Regions from separate parts of the Homo sapiens genome. Here region 2 is linked to region 1. A link is an interaction called in ENCODE POLR2A ChIA-PET data of the cell type or tissue named here. Cell type or tissue: HCT116. All regions are shown on one strand. Links, peaks and the distances in the headings refer to the core of each region. The heading gives the core; the rest is flanking DNA.

Region 1 (2,811 bases), core at 312-2,811:
GTGTGTATGTCTGTGTCTGTGTGTGTAACCAGAGGTACACTGGCATGAGCAACTAAAGATTTCTATAGTTTCTCCAAAAGTGAAGGAGAGAAACCTAATAACTGATGGTCTAGAAAGGTTATCCCTTTTGAAGAAATAACTAGTTCTCTATCAACTTTTTTTGAGAGACCAAACTATTATGGAAAAATACACAGTATTACTTTCCTAACCACTCATCAGAAAGACCAAGCAATACTCACATCAACTGCTTATTTTAATGTCAAATGTTTATTTCTATGCCATAGTTGCCTCAGCACAATTTGTAAAAGAAAGGAATCCAAAAAAATGAATTTTTTTTAGTCAGGATATTTTCTCTGCAGTTATAAGAAAGAAAATAAACACCATGATACCAGAATCACCATTTCTTTCACATCATCACTCTAGTAAGTTGCATCTAAATATTTTCCTTGGTTGCCACTTTTTTTAGGATGGAGAAATATCCACAGGAAAAAATGTCTGAATTCATTAAAATAACCTTGGGATAGTCTTTGCCAGACTGTATCGAGAACATCTTTGTTTGGGTATGCTATATCGCTAATTGCCATATTCTTATTATTTAATATAACAGGCATACTTTATTATATAAAACAAAGTGCACTAAAGATGAACAATGTTACAAACAAACTGAAATTTGGTGTATCTTAAATCTTCGGGTGATGATTAGATAGTAGCTGAAGCGTGGGTATACAAATTTCTTGTTAATACAAATGCAACTCTTTTCTGTGATGAAAATGCACTTAGTAGCCTAGTACTTTTTGCTTTAGCAGATAGATAGGGCATCCAATACAACTGAAACAACCTGATAACAAATTAATTTTATTTTTCAATAAAAAGGAATGCTCTGGTTTTTTAACTGGCTCCTTGAGGAAGCCAGAAGATGGCATCTGCTCTTTAAACAGGCTTCTCTTATCTGATTTGAGACACAAATCCACCAAGATTCTTTCTTACAGTGGAAGTAGGCACCACCCCTCAGATCACGAGGCCCCTAGGAAGAAGCCTGTGGAAATCAGCCTGTGATGTGTGGTGGTGGGCCAGCACCTAGAAGACACATGGTGGTTGTGCACATAAATCCCTTCAGCGGACTCAGTGGAAGGATGAGAATTCTGTAAGTTCATGCACATTTTATTGAGTAGTAATATAAAATGCTTTTTCTTTTTCATTGTTACAAGTGCATGCTTTGATTGCCAACATGTCAGAAGTCAAATTACAAAGGCAAGGCTTTAGGCTGTAGTGAATTACTTGGGCACTTATACAATTGTTAAAAAATATGAATGGACTTTTGTTGTTGTTGTTTTCAGAATGAACCAGTTGTAACCCGTAACTGATATACAAAGGGAAAAAAGTGAAAAAAGTACATATTTTGTGGCACATGACAGAACAGAACAAAATAACTAAACTGTTATGACATTAACAGTTGCCATGCATTTAGAGTTTCACATGTAACTACAAACTTATTATAATTTCACAAGGTTTGCTAAACATGCTAACCATCTACATGTGCATTGACAAGCTTATGTTAAAAACTTTAAAGAATACTCTCCCCTTTAGATTTTTTCAAAGCTTTTTTTTGATTACAAAATTTCAAAGGCATTAAGCATTTTAGAGAATATAAAGTACGCCAGTATACATACATTTCCAGTATATGTCAGACCACTAAGCGCATTACAGTCCCATACAGGCCGATACAGCCATTTTTTTTTTCTTAAAAAACATGCATAGGCAGATTTTTTTTTTTTTTACAGAATATAGATGCTTTATCACTGTACTTAATATGGTGTCTTGTTCACTATACTTAAAAATGCACCACTCATAAATATTTAATTCAGCAAGCCACAACCAAGACTTGATTTTATCAACAAAAACCCCTAAATATAAACGGCAAAAAAGATAGATATAATTATTCCAGTTTTTTTAAAACTTAAAAGATATTCCATTGCCGAATTAAGAAGAAGATAAGTGTTATATGGAAAGAAGGGCATTCAAGCACACTAAAGAAACCTGAGGTAAGCATAATCTGTACAAAATTAAACTGTCCTTTTTGGCATTTTAACAAATTTGCAACGTTCTTTTTTTTCTTTTTCTGTTTTTTTTTTTTTTTAAGACTGCCTAATTCAGTTTATAGCCATTGTCTGACAAGAGTAGCAAAACATTATCAATAAATAGTCCTTAGTTTGTACATCATTTTGTTAAAAATGTTTGATGTCATCCATTTTTAGTGCTGCGACTGTAAACGTACAATAGAGTAAGAAATTAGACAAAGTTTTCATGTCCAGTAACAGAATAAAAGGCCTTTCATTAACCTATCTAGAAGTCCCCAATGCAGTAGGAAAACATGTTCATTCCCCTAACATTGCAGTATATACTAGCATTAGCTTTCTTTTTAAAATTTTTTTTCTCTATAAGCATTTTTAAAAGGCATACCCAAAAGAGGTGTTTAATCACCATCCCCACCAAAATATAGTTTATTATCTCTCTCCCTCTTTTTTAATGATAGTGTAAACTGAATCCAATTCCTGGCCCCCAGAGCAAATAAGCTACTGTCAGAGGCAAGAACATCCAACTGCTGATATGCAGCAATCCCCATCATGCCCCGCAGCTCAAAAAAAAAAAAAAAAAAAAAAAAAAAAAGTGAACAGGAAGTGGTCACTGAATATTGCTGCTATTACTGCCATTGCTGTCCGTGCCGTTAGTCTCTGAGGTGAGAGCCTTGTTGATGGAGTTAAGGTTGGCGTCAGAGGGCATGGCATCTCTGCGAGGCGGCATCCTCTCATT
Region 2 (2,811 bases), core at 247-2,746, 110 kb after region 1:
TAAGCAAAGTGTGAAACACCAAGTCGTTATTTTTATTTTATCCTATTCCTGTTTTTACTTTCATTTTCTTCTTTCTGATTAATTATTCTCTCCACTCATGGCAACTTACTTTGGGTAAACAGCTTGAACTCTGGTTCAAATGGCAGCACTAGCACTAATCAGCTATGATATATTGAACTATTCATTTAAATGTTCTCATATGTAAAACTGAAATAATAATATTCCACCTTGCAGGGCTGTCTGAGGATTAAAAAGTATATTGCATTGTGGCTGTCACTACCATATTTCAATATACCACTGATTATAAGACATATGATTAGTTTATCTATTTTTAAACAACAAAATGTTTTCCTATCACTTAGAATCTTTATCATACTTTATAAGTGAAACATTGATTAATATATTCCCAAATCTTCTTCCCATTGACTTTGGCTCATCAGTCATTTTTCACATCAGTATCATTCATGTTTTTACACCAAATATCATCTGTGCTATCAAATGTGTTCATCAGCCGGGTGTGTAATCCCAGCAATTTGGGAGGCTGAGGTGGGTAGATCACTGGAGGTCAGGAGTTAGAGACCAACCTGGCCAACATAATGAAACCCCGTCTCTACTAAAAATACAAAAATTAGCTGGACATGGTGGCATGTGCCTGTAGTCCCAGCTACTTGGCAGGCTGAGGCAGGAGAATGGCTTGAACCCGGGAGGCAGAGGTTGCAGTGAACCAAGATCGCGCCAGTGCACTGGAGCCTGGGTGACAGAACGAGACTCCGCCTCAAAAAAAAAAAAGTGTTCATGAAGCAATGTTTTTAAAGGAGCACTCCAGTATTATAACAAGGATTTTGTTGCTGGACTTCCTTGTTTGATGTATGATATGTGCTCTTCTGCTTGTATGTTGGCAAGAAAATATAACAGGCTTCATCAGCTTATGGTAATCTTTATTTCTCAAGTCCTTCCTACAAAGCATTTGGGTTTTGTTTTGTGTGAAAATTGGGAAATGCAGACAGTCATCCAATCAATAATGAATATTTTCTTTTCTATTACTAATGTGCACCTCACTGCCTTTTGTCTGTGTGTTTTTGAACAATAACATTTAGTTACTTGAAGACATTAAATAGCAATTAAACTCAACATACGTGGTTCCAACAATGCTTATAACTCAAAGAGACAATATAAACAGCTATAACTGAGTTCGTGCATGAGCGGGCAATGACAACTATAAATATATCATGACTAGTGTTTGACCAACAGCCACTTGAGAACCAGGCAAATTTCATAGTAGCTAAAATATTAAAAAAGTGCACCTTAGAATTGTAAAGTATATTGTTGTTTGATTAGTATAATTTTCCTTGACTGTAAGAGAGGTGTCTATTTAAATATGTACCTCTGTAGTTACATAAAAGAAGGGCTCAACAAGTATTTGCTTAATGGAGTACAGGTTACCAGGCATATTACAGTGGGGATTTTCTGATATTATCTACAGTAGAAGATTGCTAAATTACTTTCCAAACCTAGGATTATTTCATCCCAAAGCAATTAAAAAGGCAAGATGGGGGGAGTAGTAGGGAATCTGACTGAGTCATGCCCTGAAATACAACTAAAAGACCACTTTAAATAAGGAATTACAGAGACAACAAAGCTGGCTGTCTCTGTGGCTGAGGAATGGTTTGCAGTTCCCAGGTGTCATGCTCGGTGTGAGAACGCAAATAAACCTGTCCAGGCTCTCCCAGGTGTGCTATTGGGAATCATGTCATTTCCACAGCTTCTCTGTGGAGCACCTCAATGCCAGTATCCCTTCCCTACCCAACCAAACCAAAGGCTAGGGCTTCCCAGAGCAAGGGTAGGCTGATGTCCTTTGGAAGAGCTGAGCACCCACTCTCTCTGGTCTAGGTGTCTGCCTGTGGGATATTTTTACTTTTCACTGTGGCTGATTTTATTCTTTTCACAGGATCATCATCCTACATTAGTTTTAACTAGCCAATGCAATGCTTCCCTCCTCTCAACGTTTTCTCCTAATCTAAATGTGTCATAAGAAAGAGAGCAATTTACTACTCTCCATGGGCTGAGAGTAGGTACACATAAATTTGGGAAGCTCATTATAACTCACAGCTGTCAGTCCACAAAAAAAAAAAAAAACCTTCCACACACATGCACAAAAAAATAAAAAATTCAAACCAGCAAGGACTTTGTCTTTATTATTCTGCATTATATAAAACAGGTCACTAACAAGCGAGCAGTTGTATTTCCATATCTGTAAAATCAAGATCTCACTAATCTTTAAGTATTGCTTTTATCATATCACTCATCTGGGCAGAAATAAGCAATGGTTGCCTTTTGCCTAAATGACAGAAATCTAAATTCCTCATCATGGCACTACCATAACATATTCTGTCCTCTCAATACAAACTGGTTCTCTCTCACGTCTGCAGCCTTGTCTCATCAATCCCTTTGGAGAAATGGTTGGAATGGTTATGGGCTTGAGCTTTGATATTTACATAACTGATTTGAATCTTGGCTTTTCTTTCCTTAAGTGCATAATTTTTGGGTAAGTAACTAAGCTCCAATGAACATCAGAGTTCTCATCTCTAAAACAGAAATAAGACATCTATTCATTGGTTTATTGTGTGATATATTTAATCACCGAGCACATTAGCTGAAACATAGTAGGTTTATATAAATGGTAGCTATTATTACAGGTCAATTATCTCTTATCTGAAATGCTTGGGAACAGAAGTGTTTTGTATTTTGGATTTTTTGGGTTTTAGAATATTTATCTACTGAAAAGTTATCCATCCCTAATCCAAAAATCTA

The links. Peaks named below come from ENCODE experiments on the same cell type or tissue, not always from the same donor. Only the 100,000 strongest peaks of a DNase experiment are listed, where the experiment ranks them.
Region 2: POLR2A ChIA-PET joins it to region 1 with 5 read pairs; 1 of 35 experiments calls an interaction of 5 or more read pairs at or near these places.

Annotation. Positions count from the first base shown.
Region 1 is chr4:101,023,183-101,025,993 of GRCh38, forward strand. PPP3CA (protein phosphatase 3 catalytic subunit alpha) reads right to left here. Exons shown (of 14, transcript NM_000944.5): 14 at 236-2,811. The coding sequence ends at 2,683. Among named protein-coding and RNA genes, the nearest start is that of LINC01218, 140 kb to the left of the region's middle. In HCT116, for the core only: no CTCF peak of the experiment used is centred there; no DNase peak of the experiment used is centred there; H3K27ac peaks cover 1,248 bases.
Region 2 is chr4:101,135,764-101,138,574 of GRCh38, forward strand. The region is part of intron 2 of PPP3CA (protein phosphatase 3 catalytic subunit alpha); the gene reads right to left. Among named protein-coding and RNA genes, the nearest start is that of MIR8066, 100 kb to the right of the region's middle. In HCT116, for the core only: no CTCF peak of the experiment used is centred there; no DNase peak of the experiment used is centred there; H3K4me3 peaks cover 1,917 bases; H3K27ac peaks cover 2,500 bases.